Regions from separate parts of the Homo sapiens genome. Here region 2 is linked to region 1. A link is a contact called in ENCODE Hi-C or POLR2A ChIA-PET data. All regions are on one chromosome and are shown on one strand. Each heading gives the region's core, a stretch centred on a gene start or an enhancer-like site at or near the end of the contact. The rest is flanking DNA. Distances are from core to core; before and after follow the strand shown. Region 1 overlaps PARVA (parvin alpha). Region 2 overlaps PARVA (parvin alpha).

Region 1 (4,386 bases), core at 1,405-3,904:
ATGAGCGCCGGAGCCTCTAAAAGTTAGAAGCACAGGCTTCCTGGGTAACGGGGAAGCCAGGCCAAAGTCTGGGCTCTGCCCTGGCCAGATTGGCTCAGCCTGGGTTAGTTGTTCAACCCATGACACATATCTTGCTTGAAAGGTACGGTGCGGCCCAGATCCCAGCTGCATGTTAATTAAACAGTGAAAATCCATCAAAGACTCGGCCTCTTCCACTGGCTAGTTCTCCTGAGTCCCAGGTGAAGCTTGCTCATGGCTGGCCAGGAGGACCTCCCAATTCTCCACCTAAAATCAACAGCCAACACTTGGCAGCCCAGCTTCTGACCCAATGCAAATTAAGCCTGGCATTTGGAGATGGTATTAAACGTCCTAAATCAATATTTTGGAGGCAGAATCAGAACAATTAAAACCCTGCTTTCCTATTCAGACCATTGGAATATGAGTGGATATAAGATTTTCAGTTCACTTTTAAAACTCAGAAGGTTGAAAAAGAAAGATTATCCTTGGCAATGCTCTGAGCATAGTTGATTCCATCTTCAGCATCTTTTCCTTTTATTTGTATACGTATCCAACATATGTCAAGCACCTAGGGACCTCCATATATTATATCACATTTAATCCTTACAGGAACCCTGGGAGGTCCCAATTTTACAGATGAGGAAACTGAGGCCCAGAGAAGTGAACTGACTTGTCTAAGATCTCTCAGCTATTAATTGGTAGAACAGGGATTTCAACTGGTTTCTTCATACCAAAGTCTAACTCTTTGCCCACTATAACACAGCTGGCTTTTCTGAAGTATTTATTTTTCATTCATCAATAATAATTATTAATAAGATAAATCAACAGTGACAATAGAAACTGTTTAATAATTTACCATTTTTCTAGTCTTTAAAGGTGCTGGCAATTTGTCTAGTTTGTCCATTTGTTCAACAAATGTTGATTGTGAGGCAAGCCTGGGAAGGAGGTGTCTGGGCCCTGGAAGCAAAGTGCCTGGTCCTAGCACACACTGGCTGTGTCACCTGGGACAGGTTCATCATTCTCTCTGAGCTCCAGTCTCCTCATCTGCAAAATGGCATGACTAGCACTGTCTCATAAGGTTGTCTTGAAGATGAAAGGAATTGATACTTGTGAAGTGTTTAAAACAGGGCCTGGCCCTCAGTGGGCATTCCAGAAATAGGATCCCCTGCCAGGCATTGCCCAAGCTCTATGTCTTTGCTCGCATGGAACTTCCTCTTGTTCACAGTACGTTTAACCAGTTGGTATTATGACTTCTATGTGTATTAACCTAGCTAAAACTGTTTAGGTTTATGGTAAAACAGAATTTTTAAAGGGTAGAAATATAAAATGAAAAGTAAGGGCCCCCTCTTTCTTACTTCCAGGCTTTGACTGTAGTAGTGTAGCCTGTGAGAAATGCTTGTTTTGTTCTTTCTTCCTTTCTTCCTTTCTCCTTTCCTTTCATGTACTTGTTTTCTTTCCTTTCCTTTCATGTACTTGTTTTCTTTCCTTTCCTTTCCTTTCATGTACTTGTTTTGTTTATATACAGCTGCAATATTATTGTTAAGAGTGTTCAGCGGTTTATTCTTTTTCACGTACCTATTTGTCCTGGGTATGTTTCACATGGGGGATTGACCTCATTTTTATAAACAGCTTTATGCATTGCTTGGATGTGCCACTCAATGCATAAAGGTGTTTAATAGGTTCCCTATTGATGAACATTTAAGTTTTTTTATAGGCTGAAAGATAATTTATTTAATCATATCTTTCATTTATTTATTCTTATTTTTAGAGATGGCGTCTTGCTATATTGCCTATGCTGGACTTGAATTCTTGGGCTCAAGCAATCCCTCTGCCTCAGCCTCTCCAGTAGCTGGGGCTACAGGCATGAGCCACTGCACCCAGCTTAAATTTATTTTAGTGTTTTGCTACTCTGAACAATGCTGCATTAAACATGCTTGCAAACAACATTCTATGCCAGTTTGTCTGCACAATAAATTCTTAGAGGTGGAATTGCTGAGGCAAAACGTTTTTAAGTTTGGATTTTGCTGGATTTTACCATATTGCTCTCCAAAAAGGAAATGATAGAGAAGAAAAACACCTACACACATTTTAGTAAAACTCTTATTCTTGTTAAGAATTCAGTCTTGAAAAGAGAGGGTGGAAACTAAAAGTTATCCGGATCTCTAATCTTATTGGAAATACTTCTCTTTAGCCACACATTTTTAGGCAACAAATTCTCAGGCTCCTAGCTTCAGCATGTTGGTTCAGACAGGATGTTTTGGATCTCAAGGCGAAATCCTGTGTGTTCTTAACCATCTCTCCACTCCCAAGTCCCCTGCCCCCATTTTCTGGGGGAAGGTCTTTTTTTTTTTTTTTTCTTCAACTTTGAGGATAAACATTTAGAGATTTCACACTCCTCTGGATGCAGAGGGGCCAGATTTCTGACGAGAGGAGGAAGTCATGGAAGAGCATCCACACGCAGAGGTCTGAAGCCAGTGGTTGCTAAGTGTTCCACTAGCCCAGCACGGGCCTCTCTGCCCCCTTGAATTCCTCCAGGCCCAGAACAGCTGGGCCCTGCCAGTGTCCTTCCCTCTGCTTCCAGTCCATTTGGCAGGGAGAGATGGGAGTTGTTAACAGGCTGATTTCCTTTTAGGGATGACTGCTCCACCAACCCCCAGCCAACTAGGAGCAGACACCCAAATGATGAAGATAATAAATGACATCCAAAGCCATGGTGAGGAGGGAGTGTTGAGTGACTCACGAGCCCCTGCATCCTCCCGTTACATTCCAAGAGCTGCCCTCCTTGGGACTTAGATCACTCCCTGAGAACAACACCCCAACCAGGCTGCGGAGGAAGACCAGCTGCTGTTTGCTGGCCTGCATGACAGGGACCAGGTGAGGGCCCTGGCTGGAAACAAGTTCTGGATTTTTATTTTGGCCTGGTCTTTTGAATAGGCTGGTGACCCTGGCTATTGTAAGAGCCCTGACTGGGGTAGGCACAGGAGGACAGGGGTCCCTAGAGGCTAGACCGTGAACCCCTTATAAGAGCAGAAATGAGACACAGGGCATTTCTACTTTTATAAGGGGTTCACAGTCTAGCCTCTAGGGACCCCCGTCCTCCTGTGCCTAGCCCAGTGTCCTGGAGGGAGACAGACCTAATAGCTTGGTGACCCTGGACATGTCAGTTCATTTCTCTGAATCTTGGTTTTTCCTTCTACAAAATGGGCATAAGAACTCAATACCAGATCTCTAGTGTTAATAATTAAGGAGCTAATTCATGTTAAGTGCTTGGCATGGAACCAGGCTCATATAAAGCACTTAATATTCCTTGCTGTTATTACCACATATACCACTCCTCTTAACCCATGTTGCAAATAAGACATTGGAAGATATGGTCTGACTGTGGCTGTCACCCATGCCCATGACTTGTGATAATAATAGTGGGCACTTACATAGACCTTATTGTGTTCCATCACTTTGTATTTATTGAATTATTTAATCCTGCCGAACCCTATACGTAACTATGAGATAGGTTCTGTTTTTATCCCCATTTTATGCATGAATAAACTGAGGCACAGAGAGGTTGAGCAACTAGCCCATAGTTAGTAAATGGTGGAGCCAGGATTCAAACCAAGATTGTCGGTTCCAAAATCTATTTTCCTAACCATGATGTCATTCTGCCGCTCAGTATATATTACATTTCTATAGAAAAGTTTTCCAAACATAGCAGTCCACTGACATTTACTTTTCTCTGTTTTCTTTCATTAAAAAAGTTTTTTCTTGTAATAGCTATAAAGCATTATAAAAAATTTTGAACATATGGAAATATAACAATATTTTCCCACAGTGCTACTACCTACAGCAGAGGGGCAGTTCTTTTTTATTTCCAATCCTTTGTGGACTGTGATGTCCTACTGTGTGTGACTACTATGCAGCTTGTGTAACCTGTAATTCTCCACTGGAGTTGGACAGCAGTCAAGCTGGTCTATACCCTGTTCAACTAGACAGTGCCATGGTACACCCTCCTGAATGTCATAGCAATATCAAATTGCTAAATATTTCTAAATGTTTATTATAAGTTCTTGTCTTATCATGGACAGGGAGCAAACAGTTCCCAGGCTGATGCTGGTCTGCAGATCACACTCTGTGTAGCACTGACCTAGATAAACACTGTTTGCATTTTATCATATTTATTTCCAAGTTTCTTGTGTGTGTGTATTTTGTTGTTTTTAGCTTGTATATACTTTTTGATTTTTTTCTCATTACATTACCCATTACAATGTTACAGTAAATAATTCTTGTATATCTTCTTTAGTGACTATAATGTAAATAATATAGCCATTTGGAAGATGTACCATAGATTACCAACCTTTTCCCTCATTGTTGGAG
Region 2 (4,463 bases), core at 24-2,523, 36 kb after region 1:
GGAGATGGTGGCTAGAAATGAGGGCTCTGTCGTAGCCGTGGTACTGAAAGATGCTTCCTTGATGGAATGTTGCCAGACACGATTTAAAAAATTAAAAGGTATATTAAATTGAATTGTTTTGAATCGTTTTAATACCCATAGAAGAAGCTAGGAAAAGCTAGAGTTCTTAATGACCTATTTGAAGAATAAAATACACCCGAACCTCTAGGTCAAATGCTAAATTCCTTCTGCAGGTGGAAAGGCTGCACCTCACAAGGGAGGCCAAGTTTCATTTTTGCGACGACCTTACCCAGCTGAAACTTTCCCGGAATCTTTTATCATTAGCTCCCCACCCAAAGGATGAAAAACACCATCTGATTTACAGTTTTCCCATCTCTTATTTGAGTTTGCAACTTTCTTGGATAACAGATGGCCACAAAATGTGTAAGCCCAAATAAAAGCAAAGCATGGGCTTCACTGGTTCTTCACTGGTATCAGCTGCTTCTTAAAATTAAAATTATGTAAATGATACCTTAGTTTTAAGTGAGAGAATCAGCAATGAAGGAAGCAACCCCAGCACTTGAGAGTATTTCAGTTTGGGTTGTGTGGAAGGTTTGTTCTGTTTTGTTTTGTTTTTTGTTTTTTGTTTTTTTAAGCTTCTAATGTTTCCTTTTAAAGAGAAATAAAAGAGGCATTTCATAGAAGCACTTTGCAAGTTGCTCATTCACAAAGCTTGCAGTTTCACCGGCAGCCGGCCTAGAATCAGAGAGAATATTAGGATTGGCAGAGACCTTAGAGGTTGTTGTTTTAACTGACTTGAAGAGGGAGGAAAAGACTTGGAGTAAGAGCCCCGAAAAAGGCCCCGGCCTCTCTGGGTTTGGCATCTTTCTTACCTCAAGGAGTTAAAAGTCTGGGCCTGGGCGTGATCAGCCAGATGGTCTTTAACAGTAACATGGTTCATATTGTTTAGATTATCCTGTTGCAAGTACCGTGCCTCCTTTACCTTTTATGGAATAAAGTGTGGAAAATTGACCACAGATGTAAGTAACCAAGAATGACGGGGAAGCTGTTGTTACCAGGCCTCTCTGTTTCTCTCCAACACGCCTGATCCCACAGATAAAAATAAGGAGAAAAATGTGAGGCTGGCCGAGAATGAGCTTGCCTTACCTCGATGGCTCAGGTCTGAGCACCGCGAGCACTATGTTCTACGTGTTCATAAATCCAAGGTTGGCCTTAGGACTTGTGTGCAGGCTACCTTCAAATTCTGATTTTCCAAGTGCCCTCTGGTTAAAATATCATACCACGTAAGCAGTTTTTCCATCCTGTTTTGAAAGGCAGTGGGGGGCAAGGCCCACATACTGACACCGAGGAGTTTTGCAGCCCTGCGCTCCCTGAGGGAGAGCAGTGAGTGGCATTTTGCAGCCTGAGAAGTGTGGATAAATTCTGCATTCCCACTGCTTTGATGGCTATCTCAGCTGCAGGTCCCGCCTGCTGGGACCCCCAGTACTTTTCGTACTTACCAGGGACTCTGGCGCTTGGTCCCTATCAAACAGGCCTTCTCTTTCCCGGGTGAGTTTAACAGCCTCCCTCCTGACCTGTCTCCCAGCCTTGGAGTTCCTCCTCAGCTTTTCTGGCTGTCACAGCCCCCAACCATGTGACTTTGCTCCCATGGTTCATGGCTTGGATCATTCTATGTCTGAACACATAGTGCCCTCTGGGCTTCCCCTTCTTGACCACAGTCCTCCACCTCCTGGTCTCTTCTACTCTGTAACTCCCATGAAGACTTGCTCTCAGCCTCTAGCTTCTGGGCCTCTATCCTTCCAGACCCTCCCAACCCAGCCTGGTTATCTGTTGATTATTCTAGCCACACTCACAGCATCCTCAGTGGCCCCCACTGCCAATCCCCAACCCCTTTTGTTCTTACTGCTCAAACTGAGCAGTCCCCAACTTGAATCAACCCAGAAGGCATTTTTACCGAGCCTGCTCCAGGTCTGAAGATAATCACTTAGTCTGCCTAAGTGACTTGGTTACAAACCCCCAGCTTCTAACATAACCCCAGTCCTCAGTCCGCCACCCCACACACCAGTCCCTTCTCAATCAGCTTCTTTCCTGCCCGTATTCACCAAATGTCTTGAAAACTCACGTATAGATAAGGTGCTGCTTTTTTGCTTCTATTCATACACCAAACTGCCGTCTGACTTGTACACCCATTGAAACTGTTCTGGCAAAGTTTACCTGGGACTTCCCAATTTCCAGACTTTCTTTCCTAATCTTACTTGATCTCTCTCTTCAGCTGCCTGCTTCTTGAAGCTCTCCTCTTCCTCAGCTGTGACAGGTGTTGCTCAAGGCTCCCCCCTCTCTCTGATCACTTGTTCCATTTTCCCCACTGACTCTCCCTTTTCTTCTTAAAAATTATTCCTCCCTTAGTTCCCATCCTTTTCCCCTTCTCCTGTCACTCCAGCCAAGATCCTGATTCCAGAACATGGGGAAAAGTACAGAGGGTTGACCATTCCAAAGCTGCTTCTGAAAATATCCCTGTCATTCAACACAGATGAGATGTGAAACACACAGATGGGTGACAGAGCTTCCGGTCTATTTCTAAGTCCCAGGACCGAAGAGTTCTTGTTTTTGTCATGATAGCAAGTGCTTGTGTTTGATGCTCCAAATAGCCAAACCCGTGGAATTACAGGGGGGTTTGAGCTGCATGTTGAGTGTACAAACTCTCATAGGTCATAAGGAATGATGAGTGGGTGGTTCCTAAACTCTGGAGAAGAGCTTCCATTTCAAAAGCTGGGCTGTGCAGTGGAAACAGTGTAGGGTTTGGAGTTACACATTAAATTTAGAATCCCTCTCTCCTCTCAACAGTTGTCTGATTTTGGGGCAAGTGACTTCTCCTGGCTATATCTCTGTTTTTTTGTTGTTGTTGTTGTTTTGTTCTGTTTTGCTTTGTTTTGTTTTTTGAGATGAAGTCTTGCTTTGTCGCCCAGGCTGGAGTGCAGTGGCGTGATCTCGGCTCACTGCAACCTCTGCTTCCCGGGTTCAAGTTTCCGGATTCACCTGCCTCAGCCTCCTGAGTAGCTGGGACTACAGGCGCGTACCACCACACACAGCTAATTTTTTGTATTTTTAGTAGAGATGGGGTTTCACTGTGTTAGCCAGGATGGTCTCGATCTCCTGACCTTGTGATCCACCTGCCTCAGTCTCCCAAAGTGCTGGGATTACAGGTATGAGCCACCTCACCCAGCCTCTGTTTTTATTTGTAAAATAGATAGCAATATCTCCCTCTTCTGAGGATTAGGGATAATGTGCATATTAGGAACATACTATTTGCTAGACTTAATTCGGTAGGATGATTGAGCCCATATAGTGAAATTCTCTTAGACTAATTATAAACCTGACAACTCACCAAAAATTTTTTATTAACCTGTCTCATACACTGGTATCAGAGTTGAAGGGAGAGAATTAGCAGAACTGGTTGCTGGTCTCAGACTACGGAAACTACACACAACACAATTAGAGCCCATTCAGTAACAGTCTCCCATCAAGGTCTCAGTGGCCTTGGGAAGTAAGAGTCCTGGAGATGGAGAGAGATCTGTGTGGGCCAGAGCAGAGGGACATGTGACAAGTGGCCTAGGAGGACTTTTGGCTGCCTGTATAAAGTGAGTAATGAGTGATAAAGGCTTCTATGAAAGTTAGGGGAACTAAAATTGATGTCAGAGGCCACAGGGAGACATTGAGTATTACTGAGGGAGAACACCAAGAAACAGTGTTTTGGGAAGATCAGTTTAGCTTCCTTTTATATATAAGGCATTTTTGCTTGGGAGGATGGGGGCAGGAAGGGTATTCAGCAGGTTGTTGCTGGAACCAGACCCTGATCTGAAGAAGTGTGGGGTTAGATTGGGAAGGAAAGGATGGAAATGCAAACTATTTCAAAAGAAAAAATGATTAAAGGTACTGATGATAAATTTGGTATTGGAGATGAGAGCAAAAGTGGCTTAAGAACAACTCCAGAGTTTCAATGAAACTTGAAATATGGGGATACTATGAAAATGAAAGGGAAACTTTTTTGTGTGTTGAAGTATACATTACATAAATTTTGCTGTTTTCACCATCTTTAAGTGCCCAGTTCAATGTGGTATCATCACCACCAAGGGAGAAACTTTTACAGCAATTTGACATTGTTGCAACATCTGAGCATGGGATTGGCATGCTAGTATTTTGTGTTATAATCCAATATTTTATAGTAGTTTATTTTATTATATTTTTGCAAAGTATCAGTCTGCAATTATTTGGAAATAAAAAGAAAAGAAACTGGTCCTTTACTTCAGAGAACTTAAGGAACCCTCTCCTAGAAGAACAAGAAAGGACTGCAGAAAGAAGAGGTGAGGTACAAGAAGGATATCCTCTCCCTGCCTTTGCCAGGCATGTGCCTATTCATTCTGTGAAGCCCAACTCCTGGGTCCCTCCTTCCAGGAAGCCTTCTC

What was found. Hi-C counts contacts between places; a loop is a spot of excess contacts on that map. ChIA-PET counts read pairs that join two places held with the same protein, here RNA polymerase II (POLR2A). Pooled maps may share reads with other maps.
Region 2: a pooled map shows a loop between it and region 1 (2.1-fold over the local background). The contact joins two enhancer-like sites. A Hi-C loop is called at or near these places in 1 of 168 maps with a recorded cell type or tissue (K562) and 1 of 50 pooled maps. POLR2A ChIA-PET finds 5 or more read pairs at or near these places in 1 of 52 experiments (CD4-positive, alpha-beta T cell).

Annotation. Positions count from the first base shown.
Region 1 is chr11:12,395,462-12,399,847 of GRCh38, forward strand. All of the region lies in intron 1 of PARVA (parvin alpha), which reads left to right. Among named protein-coding and RNA genes, the nearest start is that of PARVA, 20 kb to the left of the region's middle. Within about 2 kb of position 2,655, at least 13 of the 41 ENCODE cell types and tissues checked have a DNase peak (open chromatin) inside an H3K27ac peak, as active enhancers do.
Region 2 is chr11:12,432,897-12,437,359 of GRCh38, forward strand. The region is part of intron 1 of PARVA (parvin alpha); the gene reads left to right. Among named protein-coding and RNA genes, the nearest start is that of PARVA, 58 kb to the left of the region's middle. Within about 2 kb of position 1,274, at least 10 of the 41 ENCODE cell types and tissues checked have a DNase peak (open chromatin) inside an H3K27ac peak, as active enhancers do.